7 separate regions of the Homo sapiens genome follow, and all the other regions are linked to region 1. A link is a loop called in an ENCODE intact Hi-C map of the cell type or tissue named here. Cell type or tissue: mammary epithelial cell. All regions are shown on one strand. Region 1 holds the start of FAM83B (family with sequence similarity 83 member B). Region 2 has its middle 110 kb from the start of HCRTR2. Region 3 overlaps FAM83B (family with sequence similarity 83 member B). Region 4 overlaps LOC107986606 (a long non-coding RNA gene). Region 5 has its middle 130 kb from the start of FAM83B. Region 6 overlaps LOC101927189 (a long non-coding RNA gene). Region 7 overlaps FAM83B (family with sequence similarity 83 member B).

What was found. Peaks named below come from ENCODE experiments on the same cell type or tissue, not always from the same donor. Only the 100,000 strongest peaks of a DNase experiment are listed, where the experiment ranks them.
Region 2: a loop joins it to region 1, with 14 times the contacts of the local background. A loop is called at or near these places in 3 of 110 quality-filtered maps.
Region 3: it touches region 1 in a loop (8-fold over the local background); 3 of 110 quality-filtered maps call a loop at or near these places.
Region 4: a loop joins it to region 1, with 10 times the contacts of the local background. A loop is called at or near these places in 7 of 110 quality-filtered maps.
Region 5: it touches region 1 in a loop (4-fold over the local background); 2 of 110 quality-filtered maps call a loop at or near these places.
Region 6: it touches region 1 in a loop (7-fold over the local background); 2 of 110 quality-filtered maps call a loop at or near these places.
Region 7: it touches region 1 in a loop (4-fold over the local background); 3 of 110 quality-filtered maps call a loop at or near these places.

The regions. Positions count from the first base shown.
Region 1 is chr6:54,844,202-54,848,201 of GRCh38, forward strand. It overlaps FAM83B (family with sequence similarity 83 member B), which reads left to right and starts at 2,570. Exons shown (of 5, transcript NM_001010872.3): 1 at 2,570-2,625. In mammary epithelial cell, CTCF peaks have their summits at 2,221 and 2,421; DNase peaks (open chromatin) are centred at 2,410 and 3,810; H3K4me3 peaks cover 2,449 bases; H3K27ac peaks cover 2,705 bases.
Region 2 is chr6:55,067,384-55,071,383 of GRCh38, forward strand. No RefSeq gene overlaps it. Among named protein-coding and RNA genes, the nearest start is that of HCRTR2, 110 kb to the right of the region's middle. In mammary epithelial cell, a CTCF peak has its summit at 1,980 (motif pointing left); no DNase peak of the experiment used is centred here.
Region 3 is chr6:54,933,610-54,937,609 of GRCh38, forward strand. All of the region lies in intron 4 of FAM83B (family with sequence similarity 83 member B), which reads left to right. Among named protein-coding and RNA genes, the nearest start is that of FAM83B, 89 kb to the left of the region's middle. In mammary epithelial cell, no CTCF peak of the experiment used is centred here; a DNase peak (open chromatin) is centred at 2,302; H3K27ac peaks cover 2,339 bases.
Region 4 is chr6:54,715,588-54,719,587 of GRCh38, forward strand. All of the region lies in intron 1 of LOC107986606 (a long non-coding RNA gene), which reads right to left. Among named protein-coding and RNA genes, the nearest start is that of FAM83B, 130 kb to the right of the region's middle. In mammary epithelial cell, a CTCF peak has its summit at 2,458 (motif pointing right); DNase peaks (open chromatin) are centred at 2,444, 3,014 and 3,324; H3K27ac peaks cover 1,485 bases.
Region 5 is chr6:54,979,280-54,983,279 of GRCh38, forward strand. No RefSeq gene overlaps it. Among named protein-coding and RNA genes, the nearest start is that of FAM83B, 130 kb to the left of the region's middle. RefSeq lists an enhancer at 1-69. In mammary epithelial cell, no CTCF peak of the experiment used is centred here; a DNase peak (open chromatin) is centred at 1,912; H3K27ac peaks cover 1,874 bases.
Region 6 is chr6:53,977,845-53,981,844 of GRCh38, forward strand. The region is part of intron 1 of LOC101927189 (a long non-coding RNA gene); the gene reads left to right. Among named protein-coding and RNA genes, the nearest start is that of MLIP-IT1, 19 kb to the right of the region's middle. In mammary epithelial cell, a CTCF peak has its summit at 1,819 (motif pointing right); no DNase peak of the experiment used is centred here.
Region 7 is chr6:54,918,713-54,922,712 of GRCh38, forward strand. The region is part of intron 2 of FAM83B (family with sequence similarity 83 member B); the gene reads left to right. Among named protein-coding and RNA genes, the nearest start is that of FAM83B, 74 kb to the left of the region's middle. In mammary epithelial cell, no CTCF peak of the experiment used is centred here; no DNase peak of the experiment used is centred here.

The DNA of each region.
Region 1 (4,000 bases):
AGTTGCTTGAGCTGAAAAGTTGGATGTTGCAGTGAGTTGAGACACTACACTCCAGCCTAGGGGGCAGAGCAAGATCCTGTTTCAAAAAAAGGAAAGAAAGAAAAGAAAACCTAGTTATTTCTTTCACTTTCAATTCTACATCCATTCTATCTGATGCAAATCATATTGATTTTCTATTTCATTGGCTCTCAAATCGGTTTCCTCCTTTTCATTTTCACTATTCCTTCCCTTGTCATACTATTCACATGACAGCTAGGCATAACTACTCTTCCTGACTCCCTAGAATTTATACCAAAGTCACCAACTGTTAGATTAGTCAACATATCACCAGCAAGAGACACAAGTCCATATTTTTCAGCTTGCAATCAGAGTTCTTCCCAATCTGATTCCCAGTATAATTAATAGTAATGCACTTACGGGCTTACCACAGATCAAGAGCTGGGATGTTTTCCACATACCATATCTAATTTATAATTCTCACAACAATCTTAGATTATAAATAATTTTGATCTCATTCTGTGAGAAAATTACTCCAAACTTTATGTCTAAATGTATCTTCCACCACTCACAACCATGTGATGCCCATGGCCAAATCAGGTAATTGATTTGCGTGGTTCTGGAACTTGCTTTTAGCCTTTACTCTGCTCTTTCAGCATCTAATCACATGTCAATTTCATTCTCCTGACAAGTTTGCTCATCAGTCGGGACCCAACTCAAATTCTAATAGTTCTGTGAAATTCTGTCCACATTCCTCACCCACCTTCTAGGCTCCTTAAGGGGTGAGATCAATTTTATCTATTTTTCCATCCCATTAAGGATGGAAAGGTCTTACATAGCATAATACCTTTAATAGATTCTCCCTCTCCACGTCTATTTTCTGATCTTTTGTTTGCTTTTAATAATGAACACTCGAGTAGATATATCCTTCTTTCTTTGTGATTTCACTTGACTTAGCATGAGTGCATATCTTAATAAAATTAGACTTCCTATGGGCCTCATTTAACTCCAAATATTCTTGATATTTTTAACAATAGGATAAGTGCATCTCAAAACGTTCATAAGTATTGCACCTTTAAGAGACATTCAGAATTATTCTCAAAGGCTGTAGAAACACGCCAGTATATTAAGTACCACATAGAGAATATTAATTTAGTCAATGGATTGCATGCCAAAAATGAGGAAGAGAACTGAAAAAATATTAAAAAGTGAGATGTGAAAATTAGGAACAGAAGGAAAAAATAAATACATAAAACAAGACAATTCTCTACATTCTTTTGAAGAAATGAAACTACAAACCAGACACCAAGATCTGGAAGATTAGCTTTGTACTAATCCTGGAATTTGCTTTTACTTTCCTGTCTTTGGCCTTTGCTCTGATGTTTCAGTATCTAGACTAATGCGAATTTCATTCTTCAGTTTAAATCAGCACGTCAGTCAGGGATTCATCCAAACCTTAATGGCTTAGCATTTTCCTCAACTGTTTTATTTGGAGCAAAATCGCCACGAAAGTCATTTTTAAGGGTCAATTCAATTTTATGATAATTTATATATTATGCCAGACGCTTAAAATATGCCTATTACTACCCTAAATTCCATTCTTACAGTACTAGGCTGCATTTTAGACATTTGCTGCAAATGACTTTATCTTGAAGTCTACGTGATTACACAAATTATTATAAATACTCATGACAGATTTACTGAGGTGTAGGCAAGGAAATTAAAAAATAAATTTTATTAATTACTGTATTTTATGTTTAAATTATAGTGTCTCCACTTCCGTAACATTGCTCCGCAGTATCCCACCTAGAGGGACCTGCTTTCACGCACATCTCCCTATTTTAAACAATATCCTTTCATCCCAAATCTGTAACTAGGACAGTTGAGAGTCAGTACCAAAATCTTTGATGATATTTGAAATTCTTTTACATAAAAAAGTAAAGGCACAAGCACTTTTTCTTCTACTTTTCCACTCCCCACGTCCTCTCCAAGCCTAAAGACTCTTAGGCACTGAGAAGGAGTCTGCACTGCGGGATGCCCACTGGAATTACCTACTGTGGGCTGAATCCGCCCCACACTCTCGAAGGTGCTACAACCCTTGCTCTCACCCGCGGCCCCCAGGCCTCTCCTCCAGGCATTCTTGAGCCCAGGGAAAAGCGAGGACGGGACCACGGCCCCGCTCGGCCTAGATCCGCCTTCTTCCCAGGTGAGCGTCGCTGTCCTCCGGGATCGCTCCTCGCCCCAGACCAGGAGCAGGGTGTCGGGACTTGTAATTGCCCCGTAGCCCCGAGGGCGGGCAGGAAAGAAAGGCTTTTTCATACTCCGCTGGGAGAGAGCAGGGTGTTTGAGTTCAGACAGGTTCCGAGCGCTTTCTGGCTGTTCGGGGTTTGGCGTGCCACCACTTGGGACTTGTTGTAACCCGTCTCCACTCCCGCCCCCTCCAGCGCTGCACCTTGTCTCGGGGAGGCGCGGTTCGAGCCGGAATCAGCCTCCCTCCGCGGACCTGACGCTGGGCAGGTAACTCCCCTCCCCTCCCTGCCCGCGCCCAGGCGCTTGCTGCTTCCTGGGAGGCAAACCTTCGGCGGCCGGCGCTGTGCGGCGGGCGCGGTTGCGCGCGGCTTGGGGCAAGTAAGTGGGGTTTGGGCTCCCTTGCCCCGGACCTCGGCGGACGGGACCCCAGCGGGTGCAGGGTTGAGGTGCTTGGGGTACTGGGGGGGCCCGGGGCTTCACCCGCCCCTGGCCGGCGCGGCGGACGGGAGGGATAGGGGACTCTCCCTTGGGAGCGCAGGCGGGATTGGAAATTCCACAGGGTGTAAAGCTCAGTTGCTTCAGTCTTTTCTACGTTTCTTTCATTGTCGTGGGGGTTCGAGTGAGTTGAGAAGTTTGAAAAGTTGTCTCGGGCGGAGTCGGTTTGGGTCCCCAGAGGACTGGCGCCGCCCCTCGTGGAGGCTGCATTTGTTTCCTCTTTTCCAGTGTAGGAGTGCGCCGAGGACCCCGGGAGGGGAAGCGGGAGGAGAGACCGCTGGGAAAAGTCTCGTGGGAGGAAGTCCAGGGTGGAAGCAGAGGGCATGGGGGTGGGGGGTTCCGGGAAAAGGTGGGAGAGCTTAGGTCGCTGAGGGGCGTGGGTGTTCTTTAGATCCTGAGTGGGGAGCAGAACTTGAAAAGACAGTTTTTTCACACAACCTCTTAATTGTACAGGATCCCGTTTCTGAGTGCAGACTGGTAGCGACCTGTGTTTTTCATACTTGGGTCGGCCTGAGTCTGGGTCTGTGTGCCCTAGCAGCTCTCCAGGAGAGCCTGTACCTACCAAAGTTTGAGAACCACTGCTCTAGATCCTGGTGAGTGATCTAGAAGAGGAGAGTAGGCCTAGAGCAGATTGCTCCTGGAACGGGACTTGGAGACTTTTGGCCTATTCTGTGTGATATGTGGGGAGACTTACCTGTGTAAGGTTAATGGACAGGCAGAGAATGCCTGTGTTCATTGCAGGAGTCATAGGTATGTAAAGAGACAACAGCGCTTTCTTTATAGGAGGAGGCTGGGAGGTTATGGAAACACAGGTTAGCATGTTGTCTATGCTCGGAGCGGTGAAGTTATAGGGTCTCTCTGACCTAGAAGTGGAAATGAGAGCTCAGGCGGCCAGAACACTTAAGAAGAAGGTGTGCGGGTGGCAAGCAATTGAGGCTAGAATTTAATGCTCAACAGCTTATGTCCAAATTCCCAGTTACAAACATCTTGCTAGGTTACTGGCAGGCACCTCCCTTCTTTCCCTTTCTCATCCTAACAAGTGCAAGAGCCCCGAGGAAATCCATGACTGAGGCTGAATCATTGCTGACAAGCAACAGGAAGGGAGAGAGTGATGAAAGAGACTTAGAAGAGAAAACTGGGGTTTTTTGTTTTTTATTGGAGTGGGGGTGGGGGTGGCGGTGGGAGGCTCAAAATGATTGGAGAATGAGAATAATGTGAAACAGAATGATGGAAGGTTGGGAGTGCAGGTCTTTGTTGC
Region 2 (4,000 bases), 220 kb after region 1:
TATTCATCCTACATAACTGCAAGTTTGTATTCTTTGACCTGTATTTTCCCATTTCTCCCTTGCTCCAACCCACCCCCGTTAACCACCATTCTATTCTCTGTTTCTATGTCTTCAATTATTTTTTAAGATTCCACATATTAGCAAGAACATGAATTATTTTTTTTCTGTCTTTGGCTTATTTTACTTAGCATAATATCCTCTAGGTTCATCCATGTTGTTACAAGTGGCAAGGTCCTCTTTTTTAAGGCTGAATAATATTCAATTGTATATACATAAATTTTTAATTCATTAATCTGTCAACAGATACTTCAGTTGTTTTCAGATCTTGACTATTGTGAATAATTGCTGTAACTAATATGGAAAAGCAAATATCTTTACTAGGCGGTGCCTTTACTCCTTTGAGTATATACCTAGAAGAGGAATTACTGGGTCATATGGTAGTTTCATGTTTAATTTCTTTAGGATTTCCATACTTTTTTCCATAATAGTTGCACAAATTGAATTCCCCACCAACAGTGTACAAGGGTTTCTTTTCCTTGATGCCCTCACCAACACTTGTTATTTCTTGTCTTTTCGATAAAAGCCATCCTGACAGGTGTGAGATGATATCTTGTTGTGGTTTTTATTTGCGTTTCTCTAATGATAGTGATGTTGAGCACATTTTTATATAATACCTGTTGCTCATTTCTATGTCTTCTTTGGAAAAATGTCTATTCAGGTCCTCTGCTCATTTTTAATGAGGTTATTGTTATAGTTATTCCTATTATATGCTATTGAGCTGTGTGAGTTCTTTACATATTCTTATGTTAACCCCTTATCAGATATATGGTTCACAAATATTTGTTTCCCAACACAAGCCATTTCATTTTGTTTAGTGTTTCATTTGCCCTGGAGAAGCTTTTTCTTTCTTTCTTTCTTTCTTTTTTTTTTGATGTAGTCCTATTTGTTTATTTTTGCTTTTCTTACCTGTGCTTTTGGTGTCATATCTGAAAAATCATTGCCCAGACCAATGTCAAGAAGCTTTTCTCTTATGCTATTTTTCTTTCAGAAGATACAGTTTCAGATCTAATGTTGAAGTCTTTAACACATTTCCAGTTGATTTTTTAAAAGATAAGGGTTCAATTTTATTCTTTTGCTGTGGATATCCATTTTTTCCTATGCCATTTATTGAAAAGACTATCCTTTCTCCATAGCATCTTCTTGCTGCCCTTGTTTAAAATTAATGGACTGTACATACCTGGGTTTATTTCTGACCTCTCTATTTTGTTTCATTGACCTACATGTCTCTTTTTATGGCAGTGCCACACTGTTTTGATTACTATTGCTTTGTAGTAGAGTTTGAAATTAGGTACTATGATGCCTCCAGCTTTGCTCTTTTCATTCAGGGTTGCTTTGGCTAGTCAGAGTCTTTTGTGGTTCTGTATGTAGTGAATTTTAAGATTGTCTTTTCTATTACTGTGAAAAATGTCATTGAAATTTTGGTAGAGACTGCATTGAATCTGTTGGTCACTTTGGGTAGAATGAACATTTTAACAATATTGAAATGTCTTCCAATCCATGAACACGGGATATCTTTCTGCTTACTTGTGACTTCAATATTTTCATCAATGTTTTATAGTTTTCTGTGTACATATATTTTATCTCTATGGTTAAATTTATTCCTAAATATTTTATTTTATTTTATTTTATTTTATTTTATTTTTGGAATAGCATTCCTATACACTAAAAATAAACTATCTAAAAAAGAAATCAAGACATTGCTTTTTAAAGGGCCTGAAGGGCAACCCAGTGCCTTCTCTGGACTGGACTCCTGGAGTCTTCTTGGCATTCCTTCCCTTCTCCACGTTCCAATGAGCACACCACAGTCTCTTCTTAGACTAAGTGCAGGACCCAGACTCTTGGACTTTTTTCAGAACTTCTGTTCTATTCCTATTTGTCTTTTCTCCAGCTGCCTCTCAACCCTCCATCTGTACTGCCATCTGCTGGTTACGAACAGCCTTGTTCTTTAACAGCTTTGTTTTGGATCTAGTTAATATCAAGAAATAACCACGGTAATAATAAACAGTAAAAGATGATATATATTTAAAAATTATTGTGGACAAAACAAAAATTTTTTTATATCATGGAACTTTAACAATAAAATAAATAAAAATGCATTTGATATTAGATAGAGATAACTGCTAACAAGAACAAAATAAAAAAGAGAAAGGAGTATAAAATGTCTTGGAGGTTAAAATTTGTGATGGGGTATGTAGGGAAGATCTCTTTAAGAAAGTGACTTTTGAATAAACATTTGAGGAAGTGAGGAGCCAGCCATGTGGCTACCTTGTGAAAGACCATTCTAGACAAAGAAGAGCAGGAACAAAGGCCCTGAGGTGACAGCAAGCCTGGCATGTTCAAGACACAACAGAGGAGAAGGCATTGTAGATGGAGAAGGAGTGGTAAAGGTTGTGAGTGGTAAGAGAAGTTTTCAGAGAGGTCATTAGAACCAGTGCATGTAGGGCTCTTGTGGTCATTGTAGACATTTTGCATTTGATTCTAAAGCAGGGTTCTGGACAAAAGAAAGATATGACCTGTTTCATTTTTTAACAGTACTACTCTAGTTGCTTTATGGATAATATATTGTGTCTTAGAGATGTCAACAGATTTACTTAACCTTCTGAGACTTAAAGCCTAGGTGCCTAACCAAAAATATATCTAAACTAGTCAAATTGGTAACAAAAGTGGTTTAACCCAGAGCCAGTGAGTAAGACTTACCGACTTTATAGAATAATCATGCTTCTTAAAGCATCACAAGAAGATTGAAAATGCAACCTAAACCTAGGAGGGTAAAGTAGAATGCACAAGCCAGGGAAGCCTTACCTGAAATGCCTCTACGGCAGCAGTTCTCAAATTTCTTGATTTGGAGACTTCCCGGAACTTCTTATTCTTTAAAATTATTGAAGACCCCAAAGACTCTATGATTATGTGGGTTAAATACATTGGTATTTACCATAATGAAAATTATTAATAAATTAAGATACTTTAAAAATAGTTATATGTTTGTTCACTCAGGAAAGACAATAATAAATCCATTATGTTTACATAAATAACATAACTTTTTGAGCAGTAACTATATTTCCCAAATAAAAACTTGAGTGGGAAGAGTGGCATCATTTTACATTTATGTAAATCTCCTTGACACCTGGCTTAATACATAACAGTTGATTTTTTCTAATCTGCTTCACCATTTCTTCTTTTAAGAAAACACACACCATGTAGCTTGTGGAAAACTACACTGTATAATAAAGAAAGTTTGAGAGCAAAAAACACAGATAACACCTTTTTTGATTATTAAAATATTTTTGACCTGTGGATTTCCTGAAAAACAGGTCTCTGAACTACACTTTAATTTTTACACTCCTGTAAAAAAAGACAAGTTGTTATATGTATAAGGATCTACTTTGCTCCTTAAAACCTATGCCAGTGTCTCAGTAATAGAGGTAAGATGAATTATTATAAATCAGAATAAAGCATAATGAATATAGTAAAATTGTGCTTGGAAAAATATCCTAACCACGTGAGATTTGCACACCTAAATTGTCTTATATTGTTTAATTTGGCACATTCTTTGTTTTTCAAGTTTTATTATTTTTATTAGGAAATACAAAGAATATTAAGTTATTTGCGGGGGTTGGGGCACAATCTTTGTCTTGAAGTATAACATTTTGGCAAGAGATAGGGTGAGAAAAGAAAAATTCTAAGGAAGTAAAATGATTTGGGTAAAGACCAATTCCCTGTGAGTAATAATTGGTGAAAGATACTTTTTTCCTATTTTTCTTCATGACTTGGGACAGAGTTTTAGCCATGAGGGCAGTATTTATTATAATTCAGTGGACATGATGAGGTCTCCAAAAGTACTTAAACTAGACCTCTAGATTCAATTTAAAGTCGTATTCTAATATCTCAAACTAAAAAGAAAATTGTGACTTTTAATTCTACTTCTTTGAATTTCTGAGGC
Region 3 (4,000 bases), 89 kb after region 1:
TCCCAGTCTTTGTATACTGTCTTTGTTCAGGGAAAGACCTTTACCATTCAGCCCAGCCACAGATTCTAGGACCTTTCAAATCTTTTCTGACCTCTCGTTCCTTTGGTGTCTGCCCATGGAACTGCAGGTTTAACATGCTGCTTACCTCTATTTTCAATGATTTCTAAACTCTGGTTCCAATCCTACCAGCACTCAGGTAAGATAGAAGCCAGTCTCTTGGGCTGCACTGAAGACAAGCCAGAATTATGATCCACAGTCTACTCTTTTGTTTCCATCCTGAGGGAGGACCCCCAGTCTGGGGGCTGGGGGAAAAGTTTCTCTCTGTTTGTTTCATGCTGTACCATATGGGGGAGGAATAGGAATGAGCTGGCCAAACATCACAGGTTTTTCAACCTGTATGGCTGGAATATAATGTTCTGGGTGCTCTATCTTTTCAATTGGTCGCTAGCATTTCACAGAGGTCTTCTGTTTCACATATTGTTGTTAACTAGTGTCTCTATGGGGTACGTAGGGCTTGTAACTTTCTAATCTGCCACTTTACTGACCTTGTGTTTGTGTTTTCGGAAGTATTTTTATTTGTAGTTTGTGTCTGTTTCTTCTAGGTGCCATTTTCCAGCTTGTTTTGATCTATGATTGCATCTAAGCTCTTAAGCTTTATAAGCTGTCTTTGAAACTTTGTTTATTCATCTGTTAATCTTTGTTATGTGTTTATATTTAAGAATGAGGGACTGTAAAGCTGATTAGAAACTGAGCGGGAAATGCTTATCAACGTTTGAGTTTACAGCTGAATGATAGACTGGGGACCTGGCAACTTTACAGGAGAATCCCCGACTATCAATATAAATATCACTTATCTGGGGTTTTTCAATGTTTCCAGAGAATAATGTCTTTCTCCAAAAGATTGTCAAAGGAGATGGAATTTGGAATGCAGTCAGAATATGATCCTAACTGAAGATATTCTAGAAGCAGAATGGGAAAGAGAGCTGAGGGTCTGATAAGTCTCATTTTTAGCTCACCTTTATCCCAGTCATGGTTTGTTTAAAGTTTCTGAGTTCAGACTTTCTCTGGATTGGTTTCTGCTGAAGTAAACCTTAGATTCCTGAAAGGGATAGGAAGGAGTGCTTCATGGGAAAGGAAAGAGTAGGGAACCTGGAGGCCCAACTGCTCTATATGAGACTTTCAATCAATCTTCCTGTTTCTCTATTTTCATGACCTTTCTAACCCACCATTTGTAGTACCTTTTGATCCGATGTTGAATTCATAAAGATTCTGCTGGGCCCATCTGGCTTATTCTCATTGCTGCTCACCTCATGCAAACTTCCTATAAGTCAGCCACCACTTCTCCATCAGATTTCTCTGTTCTAAACATTTATTAAATACTTTCACTTGCTACTTCCCTTTTCCCTTTGCTATCTTTTTAGTATTGTGTAGGAAAGAAAAAGAAATAAACCTGCATGATAATCCAGATTTAATGTAAACCTTTTAAGTTTTCCACCAACATAAACATCTTTGCCTTTTAGTCTTGATTTTGAAACTAATAGTTCATTTATATTATCATTTGTTTATTTACAACTAATGTTTTTAAGTGTTTACAATATGCCAAGCACCGTTCTTAGCCCCTGGAAGTGCAGTCCTAAATAAGGTACACAAGATTGCTGAGCTAAATTTTATTTTAGTGGGCACTGGAGACAGACAAAGGGAGAACATACAAGAAACCATCTGATAGTGGTAATGGGGTATTGTATAAATGAAATCAGGGGAATATGATAAAGCATGATCAGATGGATACTTTGAATAGAGTGATCATAAATGTCTTCTAAGAGCATGTCAGCAGGGGAAGAGATATATTGAAGAGGGAACAATAGATAAAAGATCCTGGGGCAGATATCTGGGGGATAGCAGAAAGGCCAGTGTGGTAGGACCACATTAAGCAAGGGAAGAGCTATCCATAGTAAAACTGGAAAGCAGGCAGGGTAGGAATTATCTTAGGCCAGGTAAGGAGCCTGAATTTTCTTTTAAACAAAACAGAAAGTTCTGTGTGGAAGTGTGACATGACCCAATTTGTTTTATGCAAAGATCACTTCTGCTGTTCTGTTGATTGAAAAATGAGCAAATGAGAACACTAAGAGTCAAATTAGCCGAAAATGCTAAGACTAGGGTGATAGTGGGATAGGACTGATTTGTGAGAAGTTTTGCAAGCAGAGTCAACAGGACCTTTTGGTTCTGAAAAAGAGGGCATTCAAAGATGACTGCTTGTTTCCTGTCTTGATCACCTGAAAGATGGCTGAGTCACTCACTTAAGCAATACTAGGGAAGGAATAGGTCGGGGAAGGAGGAGTGCTAGATGACAACTTATGAGTCATACATGTGAGGCTTGCAAGGCCCACTAAAATTTTGGGTAGAGATTGGACACAGATTCCAGAGATGAGGAAGAGGTCAGCACTGGCAATACGGACTTCGGACTTCATAGTTAATGGCATAGAAATCACCTACGATAATAGAGGAATACAGAGATCATTTCCAAGCCCTGAAGCATGTCTGTAGGTTTTCAGATTTACTTACTGAATATATTCAATGAATGTCTTCCTGTTGCCTGAAACTTTATTACAATATTATTTTCTGATTTACTATAGCAGGGAAACTTTTCCAATTGCCACACATTCACCAACACCGTATCTTCTTAGTTTTCTAACCTCAACACTTGGAAGTTGTTTTTATTTAATAACGTATGGATGTTCTTTTGACATGAAGTCTTTTGGTTCTTTCTTTTTACTACTGGCTCAACATTTTCACTCATTATTCCTATTTCTACTTTGGTTGGGCTCTTACTTTTAAGTCTGTACTACAATAGTACTACAAATAGCTACTAGAAAAAAATAGTTCCTCAAACATCTCTTTCTATTATAATTTATCCAAATTTGGAAACAAATTCTACATAATCGAACTTTCTGTTTTGTTTTCAAGATTTTCCCCACTAGTTCATCAGTCTTTTATATGGCTTCTTTGCTCCAGCTATATATAGTATGTTTTCTGTGTTCAACTAGAACATGACCCTTATTGCATTCTTCCCTTTTCCATATTTCTCCCTCCACACAAATTGTCTTCCCACATCTTTTGTGTCTGAACTGGGAATCTAGTCTTTATCAAAATATTGCAGAACTTCACTTTCTTCATGGATTTCCTCATACTTGATAGTTCACTGTTCATTCCATTACTTGATGTTTCTAATATTTTGAATTCATACCTTTAGTCAGATTGAAAATTTCTTTAGTTACTTACTTTTATACCATTTCTTTTAAGTCAGCCCAGTGGCATAATAAATATTCCTTCTGTATCATGCTTCCTATAGGCATACTAGATAAAATTAAGCATATCCAAATAACAAGATTCTTAAGTTACATGCTCCTGTTTGTGATATGTAATATTTTGTTTATTTTAAATGTTTAATCTGCACATTCTTTTAATTATTTTCCTGCATTTTTATTGTCTCCTTTATAGAAATAATAAGATGCTTCAATGTGGAGAGTGTCTCTTTTTTCTTTTGTATTAACCCCCATTGTGTCATATACATTACTTTATGCATAGCATAATAGCAATTCATTTATTTTTCAGTTCAGTTGACTGTATATTAAATCACTAGATTTTCAAAAATCAGATTTAAAATTTGATATGAATTTTAAAGGTAGCTGTTACCTCTAAACTCTAGGAAAGGAATTGGAGCTTCCATAAAGTACTATAAAGTCATACAGACATTAATTTCCTAAAAATTGTATTTTATATTAAAAGATCCTGATTGGCATTTTGACTGGCATGGTTTCTGAAGCCTGCATTTACTAATACTATGTACAGTGAGTACAGTGAATTCTGCCCTTTAATGATTGAGGCAGCTGGCCACAAATCCTGTTTACAGCTCTTGGCATCCTAAATTACACTTATTGAGTAAACCACAGAGATAACAGTCTGAAAATTTACCGACTCTTAAAATACATGCATTAACACA
Region 4 (4,000 bases), 130 kb before region 1:
CTGGCGCAGTGGCTCAGGCCTGTAATCTCAACACTTTGGGAGGCTGAGGCGGGTGGATAACCTGAGATCAGGAGTTCAAAACCAGCCTGGCCAAAATAGCAAAGCCCCGTCTGTACTAAAAATAAAAAAAAATTAGCCAGGCATGGTGGTGGGCACCTGAGTCCCAGCTACTCGGGAGGCTGAGGCAGGGAGAATCACTTGAACTCAGGAGGCAGAGGTTGCAGTAAGCCAAGATTGCACCACTGCACTCCAGTCTAGGCAACAGAGCCAGACTCCATTTCAAAAAAAAAAAAAAAAAAGATGCATTAGATTCTTCCTCCTTCCTTTTTAATCAGTGTCAAACAACTAGTATTTCTATAAAGATTTTGCTGTTCTCTCTGCAAATCTTTATAATTTCCCTTCTTTGAGCCCTTTTCTTAGTTCTGTTTTCATGGCCACATCACTTCACACTGCTTGGTGCTTCCCTCCCTTCCAGTTTCAGCTTTTCTTGCTTGCTACACTTGTTCTATTCTCATCCTGCCCACACTTCTCAATCTTCACACACATTTTCTGCTGTACCTGTCACTATCCCTGAGTTCACTCTCTGCAGTTGCCCTCAAGCTAAGTGGACTGGTTTCAAAGTTCTCTCTTTCACTATTTTTTTTTTTAGACGGAATCTTGCTCTGTCTCCAGGCCGGAGTGCAATGGTGCAATCCCAGCTCACAGCAACCTCCACCTCCTGGGTTCAAGCGATTCTCCTGTCTCAGTCTCCCGAGTAGTTGGAATTACAGGCGCCTGCCACAGTGCCCAGCTAATTTTTGTAATTTTTAGTAGATACGGGGTTTTGCCATGTTGAACAGACTGGTCTCGAATTCCTGACCTCAGGTGATCCACCTGCCTTGGCCTCCCAAAGTGCTGGGATTACAGGTGTGAGCCACCACGCCCGGCCCTTAACTCTTTACAAAGCCTGGGAGAAGGTGTTTATCCATCCCTCCATCTGAATAGCCATCACTTTCCCTATTCCCTCTTCTTTAGCCTCCAAGGAATATAAAACAGCTGGTGTAGGCCGGGTGCAGTGGCTCACACCTGTAATCTCAGCACTTTGGGAGGCTGAGGTGGGTGGATCACGTGAGGTCAGGACTTTGAGACCAGCCTGGCCAATATGGTGAAACCCCATCTCTACTAAAATTACAAAAATTAGCCAGGTGTGGTGGCGTACGCCAGTAGTCCCAGCTACTCAGGAGGCTGAGGCAGGAGAATTGCTTGAACCTGGGAGGCAGAGGTTGCAGTGAGCCGAGATCATGTCGCTACACTCCAGCCTGAGCGACAGAGAGAGACTGCGTCTCAACAACAAGAACAACAACAACAACAAACAACAAAAACAGCTGATATTTTTAGTCCTAGAAGCAAGTTGTCCATATGACTGAGGAGAAGAATAAGGAGAGTGAATACAAAGCATATGAGTAATGTAGTGAAACAGCAACATATGGTCTCTATCTGTGCAGAGCATTGCATATAATAGTTCAACTCTTCTCACCAGTAAGAATTTGGAAATTTTCCAATTCTGCATGCCTAATAAACGTAGCTAGTAGTTGATTTAAAAAGTAATACAATAAAGAGAAAGATGAAATTTATTTTTTTGTTGTACATATACATTCTGTAGTTCCTGGTTGTTTAATTCTTCAGTGCTTATATTTTGTAGTAGGTAATATACTATTCCTAAATTGTTAATAAGAGATGCTTACTCAAGATCATAATCATTTCAGCAGCTGAAATATTTTAAGTCTCTTGACTATCTCCTTTCATATTTTTACAATTTTGGATTAAATTGCCTTATGCTACACAGTCATATTCCCTATGTGTTTTTTTGTTTTGTTTTTTTGTTTTTGTTTTTTCTTTTTGCTAGAATATAGCACGAAGCAATATTAGTGTTAAGGTAATTTCAGGTTGTGTTTATAATTCTGAGACTAGATAAAGAATAAACATGTGACTAATATGTATCGGGGGAACCAGCCCCCAATATTTCAACGTAGGTTCTTTTCTATTTTCCCTAAGTGTTGGCCGGTCTGAGAAATAAACAAATGTCCATGACATCTTCACAATTTATGTTCTTCTGCCGTGGCTTCAGCCGGTCTCTCCGTTCGGGGTCCCTGACTTCCCACAACAAACATGTTAACTCTCAATCTAATTTTTACAGTTTATTCTATTTAATTATAGCTATTGTCTTAACACAGATTTATTTGTAATTTCAACATAATGACCAGGAAAGAGGTAAAGAAATTGTTGTACGGATCCAAGTAGATACCATTTCAAGTTAGTCATTTCTTCATAACGATTGTTGTTTCTGACCTATACTTATAAGCTCATCATAGTCATCCCTGTGAATTAGCTCAGAGGTTCATTGCAGACTCTTCTCAGGAATGTGCAGTCTACCTGTACACATCCCATACATAGCTGCAGTACAGGCATTCCAACACCAGGTGGCACTAGTAGTAATTTATAGCTGGTTAGTCTTGGGTCGCGCAGGTACCCTTAATAAATTCAAAGTATTAGTCAAAAAGTATCTCTTTATTTAGGGCACCATGGGATACTAATCATTTTCTTCTAATTTTATTATTTTCACAAATAATATTTTCTCATGTAAATTTTTAAATGATTTACATTATATAATTCACAGTGTCCATATTTCCCTTTGTTTAGACGTTTGCATCTCTTTGTGTCTTTCTGCTATGCTTCCTAGCCTTACTCCATGAAAACTAGCCTTACTCCATGAAAACATGTTAGGAACACAGCTAGAACTGTTTTTAAATTAATAAAATTGAGCCATCTTCTTCTACTTTTTGAGTTAGCACATTCTTAGCCATTTCTTTCTTACAACTCTGCTTTCTCCCCCTACCTTAATTTCACATCCAATCTTTAATTAACTGAACCAAACTGATTACAAAACAATCATTACTTTCTCTTTTTACACTCGAATGGTCCAAACAGAAGAAGCTTTTGAGCAAGATTCCCAACTGACTAGAAGAAGCCTGGGCAGTTTAACGGGCTTATTGAGAACACAATGGGATAATTGTTTAATAAGCCTTACCACTGGGCAATCAAAAGCTGTCAGTTAACTTAGCTTTCATAGATAATATTGAAATCTAGTTCTCTAAAACTCTCTAAACATTAACTAAGATAAGCAACCTGTTTTAATATAATGTAGTCTCTAAGAGGCCGGGCCATGGGAAAACGATCAGACTTTCCCAGGTCTTACACATCCAGGCAAAATATAGCAAAGAGAACAGAGCAGCGGAGGGGGTTGGCTCTTAAATTCATATCCACTACTATATACTCAACGCTTAATTGCAGTCATAGTGATTCATAAGCACTTTAATTGTAAGGGTTAAGTTACAGCAAACAAACACAGACGGTGGTAGCTGAAGACACACATTGGTTTGTTCCTTCACATGAAGACTAGCTTGTTCCTTCTACACAGGTTGAATGAAGAAGAAAGGTGCACAGAGATAAACAACAATAGGTTAATAAAATACAATCCATTTTGAAGGTAACTAGATTCTCTCTCTCTCTTTTTCTCTGTTCTTCATTTTTCCTGCCTCTTTTTTCCATTCCATGCTTGTCAGGAGGATAACCTCAAATATTCAATTTATAGGAGAGTGTGTTTTTAAATATCACAGGGAAATCCATATTTGTTTTGGCTGACACTCAATAGCTAATTAGTCTTAAACAATCTGGTAAGAGCTTGAACAGAGACCATCTGTCCTTGAAATTCCCTCTGTGGCTTTTCCAAAAGACCCAGCTTTTCCAAAAGACCCAGCTTTTCCAAAAAACTTTGGACAAATTTACAGTAGTTTTAGACTCCAAGACATGGAGCCAAATGCTTTCTTTTTTTTTCCTATTTGCATTGAACTGTGCTAAAAATTGTATCTGATTTATACCATTCAATATGATAAAATAATGATAGCTGGCATTTATTGATGACTTCCTATATGTTAAACCTTTATTCTCAGCTCTTCATTTA
Region 5 (4,000 bases), 140 kb after region 1:
GGCCAGCTGGAATTCCGGGTGGGCGTGGGCTTGGCGGGCCCCGCACTCGGAGCAGACAGCCAGCCCTGCTGGCCCCGGGCAATGAGGGACATGGCACCCTGGCCAGTGGCTGCGGAGGGTGTACTGGGTCCCCCAGCAGTGCCAGCCCACCGGTGCTGCGCTCCATTTCTCACCGAGCCTTAGCTGCCTTCCCGCGGGGCAGGGCTTGGGACCTGCAGCCCGCCATGCCTGAGCCTCCGACCCACTCCATGGGCTCCTGTGCGGCCCGAGCCTCCCCGACGAGCACCACCCCCTGCTCCACGGCACCCAGTCCCATCGACCACCCAAGGGCTGAGGAATGCGAGCGCACCTTGCGGGACTGGCAGGCAGCTCCACCTGCAGCCCTGGTGCGGGATCCACCAGGTGAAGCCAGCTGGGCTCCTGAGTCTGGTGGGGACGTGGAGAGTCTTTATGTCTAGCTCAGGGATTGTAAATACACCAATCAGCACCCTGTGTTTAGCTCAAGGTTTGTGAGTGCACCAATCGACACTCTGTATCTAGCTGCTCTGGTGGGGCCTTGGAGAACCTTTATGTCTAGCTCAGGGATTGTAAATACACCAATCGGCACTCTGTATCTAGCTCAAGGTTTGTAAACACACCAATCAGCACCCTGTTTAGCTCAAGGTTTGTGAGTGCACCAATCGACACTCTGTATCTAGCTGCTCTGGTGGGGCCTTGGAGAACCTTTGTGTCCATACTCTGTATCTAACTAATCTGATGGGGACGTGGAGAACCTTTGTATCTAGCTCAGGGACTGTAAATGCACCAATCATCAGCACCCTGTCAAAACAGGCCACTGGGCTCTACCAATCAGCAGGATGTGGGTGGGTCCAGATAAGAGAATAAAAGCAGGCTGCCGAGCCAACATTGGCAACCCGCTGGGGTTCCTTTCCACAATGTGGAAGCTTTGTTGTTTCGCTCTTTGCAATAAATCTTGCTACTGCTCAGTCTTTGGGTCCACGCTGACTTTATGAGCTGTAACACTCACCTTGAAGATCTGCAGCTTCACTCCTGAGCCCAGCGAGACCATGAGCCCACTGGGAGGAACGAACAACTCCAGATGCGCTGCCTTGAAGAGCTGTAACACTCACCACGAAGGTCTGCAGCTTCACTCCTGAGCCAGCGAGACCACGAACCAGCCAGAAGGAAGAAACTCCAAACACATCTAAACATCAGAAGGGACAGACTCTAGACGCGCCACCTTAAGAGCTGTAACACTCACCGCGAGGGTCCCCGGCTTCATTCTTGAAGTCAGTGAGACCAAGAACCCACCAATTCCGGACACATTGCTTTAGCACTTTCCAAAGCAATCTCATGTACACATCAGTGAGTTTTCTCTTTCTTTTTCTAGACATACGGTATTGTTGACTCATAACGTTGAACTCATGGCCAACAGCACTGTAACACATGCCTGAACAAAGATTATCTAGCACACATTTCTTCTTAAGGAACATCACAGCCTTCTTGTGCTTAGAAATATTAGACAGCACTTCAGCCTAACACATATAAAGACCATTTTATACATCAAAGTCACCCCCCCGAAAAGCACAAAAATGTGAAAATGGCATTACGTAGACTGTGAAAGGAGCACATTTACAGTGTGAGAGCTGAAACAAGAAGGTGGAGTCTTGCCTCGTTCCACCCCATCAGAGAATGTATGTGTGGGTGACACAAAGATTTCAATGCCCTGTACATGTGAGCGTATAACCACAAAACCATAGTGAATATTAATTTTGGAGTTACAGATACATTTAGCATGCAAATTCATAAGTACTGAATAATGAGGATTGACTCGTGTGTGTGTGTGTTTGTGTGTGTGTGTATGCATGGAGAGGGAGAGAGATTTATTAGAAGGATATGAGTCAACACTCATGGAATTAAAGAAAAATTGAACAATGAAGCGTAAGAAGTGGTATGAAACAGGCATGTGGGGATCCAGTTGGAAGGGAATTACAGAAAGTTTCCTCAGATGTCATAATAAGCATGAATCAGATTTATGGATTTTCAGTGCCCTTTTTTTTTTTTTTTTTTTTTGGAGATTCAAATTCCAGGAAGAGAGTCTGATGGGTCTTGTTAGGTCCATGACTCTCCTCAGGTCAGGCAAAGGCTGCGTACCAAGGCTGACGTCTCATCAAGACTGCAAGCATCAGACAATTGAGTTGCTATTACTAAAACAAAGTGCCATGAATTTGAAAATGCAAAAAATAACATATGTGCACTCTCTTCTCTATATCTATTTCCTTAAATTTATACCAAGGAAAGAATCATGGATTTAGGTTGGTGTTTATGTTAAAAATACTTAAATAATTTAAGTCTGAGTCATCTAATTGTTATTTGCACCATGATTTGAAAACACATATTTACGTGATTTCTGTTGCTGCATAAAAAGTTACTACAGATAGCAGCTTAAACCATTTATTAATTATCTCATGATTTCCATGGGTTAGGAGTCCAAGGGTGGCTTACTGAGTCCTCTTCTCAGGGTATCGCGAGGCTGCAATCCAGGTGTTGGCTGGGCTGCATTCCATTCTCAGGGTTCTCTTCCAAGCTCATGTGGTTGCCAGCAGAATTCCATTTGTGTGTATGTGTGATTATAGGAGTGAAGTCCCTCTTTTCTATGATTTTATGTGATTATAAGACTGTCAGCCAGGATTTGCTTTCTGCTCCTAGAGGCCACTTGCAGTTCCTGGCCTTATGGCCTCTCCTAGTCCCTCTCTCCACATGGCAGCTTACTTTTTCAAGACCTGCAGAAGAATGTTTCTCTTTGGGGATGGCCAAGCATTTTTTTTTTTTTCAAGAACTATCTTGATTACATTATACCTATCCAGGATAATATCCCTTTTGATGAACTCAAGGGACCTTAGTTATAGCTGTAAAATATTTGCACCTGTTATATAAAGTAGGGTAATTATGGTACTAATACCCCATCACCTCTGCCAGGTTCTATTCATTAGAATCAAATCACAGGGGAGAGGATAATGCAGGGTGTAACACCAAGAGTTGGATTCTCAGGGGCATCTTAGAGTTCTATCTACCACTTTGAGGAATATTTAATTTATTGAAAAAATGTTTTATATATAATATTTAATTTAGAAAAATCCAAAACACCTTACATAATATTAAAACAGTGTAACAGTTAAAGGACAATGTAGAACTAAACTAAATACAACCAATGGCCTTCCCCTGAGTTGTATAATTAAGAGTGATTTTTGTTTATTCTTCACAGCTTATTTATAAATTCCATATTTTCTACAGCAAGCAAGTGATGCTTTTATAATTAGAAATGTTGTATCTAGGTTAAGAGCATGGATACTGGAACCAACTGACTGAACTGTAATTGAGATCTGCAATTTAAAAGCTCTGTGATTAGGGTAAACTATCCACACTGAGCCTTTGTTTTTGTTTTTTAAACAAAGAATCTGACTCCATTTCTGTTGATTGCTATCAGCTTTCATGCCCTGCCACTCCTTATGGACCCTCTGCTTCCTTTCTAGAGAATGTGATAAGAGAGCCTGAGTGTTCCCTCCTGTGGCTCTGGTAAAAAGTTTAAACCATACAAAAACCCTAAAAGCCAAGCCCGTCTCCTTCCCTACTCTCAATCCATTTCGGGACTGCTTGGGAGCCTCCCCTCTCCTCAGAAAACCTCATTATGTGGGTAACAAATATGTTCATACCCTCTGTGCATGTGTAGTGTCATCATTCTCAACAACTCAACCAACTTTTGAGTGGGGAGAGCCCATTCTGCCTCTTCAGGGTGACCACAACACTTTATTTGTGAAATGGAGTTATTAATAGTATTGACACACTCATTTATTATAAGGAAAAAATTTATTAATGTATATAAAAGCACTTAAAACAGTGCCTGCACATAGTAAATGCAAGGCTCTTGTATCGGTTCGAACCCCAAGAGCATGCCAACAAACAACACAAGGTGGTGTGGAGCAACACACTGTTTTTAATG
Region 6 (4,000 bases), 870 kb before region 1:
CTGGCCTACCTGCTTCCCTGGGTGTGGTAGACAGAAATGCTGGCAGCATATGTAAGGCCCAGTTTTCTTCATGGACACAGGATGTAGGGGTGGTCTGGGAAGAGCTTCTCGGCGAAGGAGAGTCTTGAGCTAGTATTAAACTTTGAATCTTGTGTATTAGACTGGGGCTGTTGGAACCCAGGAGCCACATTTCATAACCCTCTCTGCCTCAAATACTCAGCATGTAGTTCTGAACTCCATGTTTTTGGAATGAGTGGAAAAAATACATAAAATTGAGCATATATTGATCTGAGCCCTCAAATTGTTCAAATGAACAAATATATTCTTAGAATCCTTACTATGCATTACTTACTAAATGCCAGCCATGGAGATAGGCGCAAAATGTGAACAATGAGCAAAACAGAATAGTCTTTGCTCACTGTGCTGGTAGGGCAGGATGTTTAAAAAGTGATTCAAAAGGTGTCAAGTATTACAAGGAGATGTCCAGTTGCATAATTAAGAGTCTGACAATTGCTGATTTTAAGACTATTATTTAAATACATTGAAATACATGAGCATAAAACTTACCTCTAAAAGGAATTGTTGAAACAAAACTAGGTAATTTATATGATTTACCATAGATTCTTATTTTCCTCTTAAGGAGAGACTTGACTTGATTGTAGATTCTTCTTCTTTTCTTTTATTTTTTTTTGATACAGAGTCTTGCTCTGTCACCCAGGCTGGAGAGCAGTGGGGCCATCTTGGTTCACTGCAACCTCTGCCTCCAGGTTCAAACGATTCTCATGCCTCAGCCTCCTGAGTATCTGGGATTACAGGTGTGAGCCACCATGCCTGGCTGCTTGTAGCTTCTTTATGGTATTTATTTGTAGAGACCTAATGCATGATAGAGAGAGGATAGATTTTCCCAGGAACAACTAGTGGAATTGTGAACTTAAAGTTATTTTTTAAGCATTTATTGAACATTCACTAAGTGCAAGAAGATACTAGCCTTGCCTTTAGAACTGCACTGTCCAATTCAGCGACCACTAGACACACATAGCCATTGTGCACTGGAAATACGGCAAGTCCCAGTTAAGATGTGCTATAGATATAGAACCCACTTTGAATTGTGAAGTCCTCATACAAAAAAGTAAACTATTTCATTATTAATGTTTTATACATTATATATTAAAATGATGTTTTAGATATATTAGATTATATACAATATATTAAGATAAGTCTTACATATGTATGTATGTATACTATATACAATATATTAAGATAATATACAATATAAAATTAAGATTATATACAATATATTAAGATAAATCTTATCTGTTTCTTTAAGTGTGGCTACTAGAAAATTGAAAGTTATGTGTGTGACTTGCATTTGTGGGTCAATTATCTTCTTACTAGACAGTGCTTCTTTAGAATTTAATAGAAAGAATGACATGTCACATCATTGTAAGTCAATGGGACAAGTGGTTTAAGGGGGGTACCTATGAAGTATGGAGAAGGGTGCAGCTAATGAGCTGGTGTGCTCAGGAAAGGAGGCAAAGAGGTGGACTATGAGATAAGTTTTAAAGGCAGAATAAGATTTTCCTAGATAAATTGTATAGGAAGGCAAGTCAGGAGGAGAGAGAAGTTGGCCTAAGAACCTAGAAGCAGTAGTAGGAAACAATAGAAATACTATTTTCACAGTTGCCCATGATTTAGTTAAAATGGTGTATTACTAATTTAGAATGGTTATTATTGATTTGTCTTGTTATCTGAATGACAACAATATTTTTCTTATAAAAACTACTCAAATATCATGCATGCATTATCTCAGGATACCACCAGATGGTGCTGTGTTCTAGGATTGAAAAAGGCTGGCAAGAAAAAGTGGCTCTCTGTCTTGACTATCAGTGGTTCCTAAACTTTTCAAAAGGGCACTGTGATCATTTTTAGGCTTGCAAACCCAATATGTATATGTCCAATTAAAAATAAATTATATACCTAATATTGCACTAATATATTGTGGCAATTATAAGACACACCTATAGAAAAATTGAAATATAAAAGGCTATGATAGACTGAAGTTTTAATATTTCTTTCCTGCACTACAGTGAATCTTTTTTGGGGGTTGCATATCCCTGAGGTGTGTGCATCTGCCCTTTGAGAACACTGGTTTATTTTACAATTGTTATATAATTTAATTTTTTTTCATCTTTATAAAGATAAAGGTAACAACAAAAAATATAAAACAAAACTTTTTTTACTACATGTACGTATTCAAATATGGATCACAGTTACATATCAAACCATTTAAAGCACTGAAACTAGAAAAAGTTAAGACTTTTTTTGCTTGGGGATATTTATATTTTTCAGTTTTAAACCAGATTTGGTGTAATATATCAGAATCATAAATGGAATAAAATAGCAGACCAAGTCTAAATTTTTTTCTGTTATATATTTTTTTGTTTAAAAATCAAAAATGTTAACTTTAAAAAGCATTAACAACCAAGGCAAACAAACAAAAGAATGGGTATGAATGCCAATGGTGCCCATATCAAATAAATATGTAGAATTGAATTTTTCTTTGACTGCTAATTTTCCTTTTGTTTTATTAATTTATTTATGTATTTATTTGGAATTGAATTTTTTAAAACCATAAAAATCTCCAAACAAAGAGGAAAACGTTCTGACTTTATCAGAGGAATACAATTGCAGTTTTCCCTGATTTTACAGAACTATCTCTGTATAAAGTTTTTTTCTTGATTTATTTTTTTTGGTTTTTTATTTGCATACATTTTAAGAAGTACAAATGCAGTTTTATTACATGGATGTATTGCATAGTGGTGAAGTTTGGGCTTTTAGTATAAATATCACCTGAATAACATGCATTATATCCACTAAGTAATTTCTCATTCCTTACCCCCTCCCACCAACCCACCCTTTTGAGTCTTTAACGTCTATTACTCCACACTCTATGTTCCTGTGTACACATTATTTAGCTTCCACTTATAAGTGAGAACACGCTGTATTTGACTTTCTGTTTCTGAGTTGTTTTACTTAAGATAATAGCCTCCAGTTTCTCCATGTTTTTGCAAAAGACATGATTTCATTCTTTTTTATGGCTGCCTAGTATTCCATGCTGTATATATACCATGTTTTCTTTATCCATTCATCCATTGATGGATACTTAGGTTGATTCCATAACTTTGCTATTGTGAATAGTGCTGTGATTAAACTATGAGTGCAGGTGTCTTTTTTATATGATTTCTTTATTTTGGGTAGATATCAGTAAATCCCAGTAGTGGGATTGCTGGGTTGAATGGTAGTTCTATTTTTAGCGCTTTGAGAAAGCTCCATACTGTTTTCCATAGAGGTTGTACTAATTTACATTCCTGCCAACAGTGTATAAACATTCTTTTTTATCCCTATCCTCATCAACATCCATTTACTTTTTAGTACTGGCTATTCTGACTGGTGTAAGGTAATATGTCATTGTGGTTTTAATTTGCATTTATCTGATGATTAGGGTTGTTAGGCATTTTTTCATATGCTTGTAACTTTTGGATTTCAGAGAACAGGTGATCCTTGTTAGTTAGGTGATCTTCACTGGCCAGATGATTCCCCCGGGTCAGGCCATCCCCTGGTCAGGTGATCCCTGCTTGTCCAGTCAGCTGTGGTGGAGGCAGAGTCTGGATGACAAGAGTATAAACATGAAACCCAGATTTCAGGGAATAAGGATTATGGGATAGGTAGAGACTCCAGCAGGCATCATCTAGAGCAGGGGTCCCCAGCCCCTGGGCCTTGGACTGGTACTGGTCTGTGGCCTATTAGGAACCAGGCTGCACAGCAGGAGGTGAGCGGCAGGTGAGCAAGCGTTACCACCTGAGCTCCGCCTTCTGTCAAATCAGCTGTGGCATTAGACTCTCACAGAAGCCCAAACCCTATTGTGAAATGCGCATGCGAGGGATCTAGTTTGCATGGTCCTTATGAGAATCTAATGTCCTAATGCCTGATGGTCTGAGGT
Region 7 (4,000 bases), 75 kb after region 1:
ATTTGGATGGAGACACAGTCAAACCATATCAACATCCTTCTGACATACTGAGAGTTAGATTTTGCAGAAAGTTGGGGGCATTTTAATTGTTTTCTGGTTGAACTAAATATGCTTTGGCATTGCCTCCTCTCTGTCTTCCAGCATCCCCTCAAATGGTGTAACTCCCCGCAGAGCTTCCTCTTTTGCTTTGTAAGGTGCATTGTTTGTGTGATCACAGAGCTAGATTATTCTAACATAGGAGAGGCTGAGGGGTCTTGAGCTCATTTTTCCACCACTAATTACTCTGTCCTGACCCTCCAACATCTTGGCTTTGAGGGCCCATGCGTGGGACACTTACCAGACCAAGTTTCAAAAAAAGTAACTTTTCAGGAAGTACTGAGGAAGTTAGAACATGAAAGATTATTGAATTGTTGAAATCAGTAAAAAAAACTATGGCTTTTCTTTGCAGTTTCTTTTAGGCCTACTCCTCATTCTTTATTCCTCCCAATTCCTTGTAGATTTCCTTATTAGAGCAAAAGTTCCTTTAAAAATCAAAGATGCCTACTTGCACAGAGCTGATATAAAGATTTCCTTAAATTGGACAAAGGTAAAAATGTGATTTATTTTTGTGGTATTAAGTATTTTCAGTTCTATGATATGATGCAAATAATGTGGAAAATAATGTATGCAGATTCCCTTCTGAGTTGCCATACACTAGTATTCATTTTATAAATTAATTTTGCTGTAACAGAACCCAAACATGCCTTTTACATTTCCAATTGACTTTTATTAAAATAATCTAGATTTTTCCCCCCACTTTCACCAAGCAAGTACAATGTATGTACTTGTAAAAGGCTATGTACAATGTACCTTTTAATCCAATTGCTAAAAACTAGTGAGATCTCATTATTTACAAAGTCTAGATAATTAGGATTATAAGTTTCAGGTCTTGTTTGTATCCCCCTAGTAATATATAAATCAACTTTGAATAATAAGTTGCCAAGATGTCTAGTGTGACTCAGTTCTCATGTTTTAATATATATAAATGAAACCCTGTAATACTCTTTTATGATAGTGCTTGAAGTCTATGTCTATTTATATTATTTTATCCATCATAATATGGAGTGAATGAATGGTTATTGAAAACATAGACTTTTGGAACCGGGTACATGCAAGATATTCTCTGGTTCATTTGTTTATTATATTTAGAGGTGTGTGAGACTCAAAGTCATTTCAGTAACTTTCCCAGAATCACTTAATTTATGGCAGACCAAACCAGTAGATATATAGATATAGCAGTTAAGATAGATTCTTAAATATCTGAGAAATTATTAATACATCCATAATGTAAAGCTGTAAGTTACTAAGCAATACTATAGTGCACACAGTATATTATATATAAATTTCATGCAAAATGGATACTCTTACTTAGGCTATAGAAGGATTTGGGCCAAAGGTACTTCTTTATATCAGCCTCATTTTTTTTTTCTGAAATCATTTAGCAGATTGTTTTTGACAGGGTTTACAGACTTGGAAATATATGTCCCTTAAGTGATCATTTCCCTTTATCTGTTATTTAATTCTTAAAAGTTTTTCAGTTGTGTTGAATTTTGTTATAATGTTATTGTAGAGCTCCATTAATCTGTTTTTTCAAAATTAGAACTCCCTATGAGTTTTTCTTCTGCTGAAAAAAATAAATCCTCCTATCTCTATTTAGGCAATTACAAAAGAAGTCTGAATAATATTCAGTTGTGAGGGTGATAGTGACAGTTGTGTGACTAAAGAACATTAACCCAAGGTACACCTATATTTCATTAAGTATCTAGGTCATACAAAAGCATATTGCTAATAGCTCTGTATTATAATAGACTTCAAAGGGAAAAACAATGTAGGTTTTAACATAAAATATTGAAAATAGTGAAGCATATTTGTAAGGAAATGCAAGTTTTCAATGTCAACACTAATGAATATTTTCTATGAAATCTGTCATTTATTTTCACTTTTCTTATCACTGGTTTCTACCACACTTTTTGGTTATTTGGTGCATTTATTAAATTACAATAAAAATCATACAGAAGGCTTCACAATCTTATGCAATTGTATGACTCAGTAGAACTTAGATATTTTCAGTATGCGTATTACTATCAGACACATTTTCCCAACACACTGTTTTGACTAGATATTCTCTTTTCTAGCACTTATATTGGTCTCCAGACCAAATGTAATAATGAATCATATTTTCAAGATCTTTCATAATCTGTATAAATCCTGTCTAACTAAATTTATTCCTTGCTTGTGAGCATAATGATCTTTGTATTTAACTTTATGTTAATTCAATAAACATTTGTTAGAATATTACCCTCATCTTCTTTTTTACTTTTGCCTCTGTATCTTTGCAGTACTAGCCTTTCACCTTGGATGGCTAAAAATAATTTTGCTCATTATTTACTGCTTATCCATGAAGACCTGTTGTCTCTTTCATTCTACTGTATTCCCCCCTTTACAACCATGTACATATAGATTATTGTTTTTTCTTTCTCTGAATTACCATTCCCGTGTATTACTTAACACTTGATTATGTACTTTCCTGAATGGCCTTACATTTTGCAATGCATATGAACTTATCAAAATATCCATTGACTATATATGTAATATATACTGTAGGTGTCCTCCGGGGTCTGGGTCACTTTGGGAAAATTTAGTACTGTAAGAAAGATAAGTGAAGAAAAATGTCCTTGGGTCAGGTTCTCGGAGACCGTTAATACTAAAAGATGTGAAGTTTTACTCAAATCTTAAAAATGACCTGGGGTAGCGTTCTGAAAGTTTTCTAAGTCTCATGTTTCCGATGAATGCATTTATTTATTTACCTTTTCGAATTATAATGCAAGAATTGTGAATTCATGACAAGAATTAATGAAGAAGCAAGTACATAATTTAAGAAATATATAATGTCATGGTAGTTTAATGAACACCAATTAATAGAACTGGTTTCTTGATTAATATAATAGATTGATGTACCTTTTGAAAAGCCTTATACTAATCAGGCATATAATTTTTCTTCAATTATATATAGCCATGTGGCCATGTGTGCAACACAGTGTAATTTTGATAACTAACCAAGCATGTAATAATTTCAGATCAGATTTGGCATACCTCATTTCTAATTATTATTCTTTCCCAGGAATGTAACCCATCATTTAAAAAAAAAAGTTACATTATATTTTGCCTTTTGCAGCATAGCTAGAAGTTACTGTAGATTTCATGTAATTTTTCCACACATCAAGTGAGAGTACAAAGAAACAGAAGCCCTGAAAAGCAACCTGGCTTGGTTGACATCAGATAAGCTTGTCAGAGATGTATAATCTAGTCTTCTGGATGCTGATCCAGCGTATTATTTTGTCATGCAAGAAAGACTGTCATTTGTTCTGCATTTAGTGTGACAGAAACATCCATTGGCTGAGTGACTTCAATTACTTTTTGCAAACAAAATCCTTTATGTATCCTAGTAATGTGTTTTTGTTCACTTCCAAAGTCTAAAGTAATGTGTTACATGCAGACTATCTGGCAAATTAAAAATAAATTTTTAAATATGCTAATTAAAGAATACCATGTTGTACAATACTGTTTCTGTATTCAAAAAATTCTGATTAAAAAAATTAGTGCCAGACTGCACCAGACATATGTTTTTATAAGTTATTTTATAAAATAAATGTGAAATATGGACTTTAAAAATCTTAATGCCTATATATCATTACACCCCTCATTAATGCATAGCTAATGCATTAAATTAATAATTTTGGGTATGATTTTAAGACTTTTTATATATTTGACATTATGAAAAGTATTCTCAAACATGAATGAGACTGTTATCACTGGTTTCTCCCTTCATCTGGCTCCTCATACCATTTATAAATAAGAAAAAGGTTGTGGGAAGCTACTGGAATGATTGAAATTGTTCTTTCTAGAGAAAATCTGATTGGAGTATGTTTCACAGGTAGTTTGAAGAATGTTATCACAGATA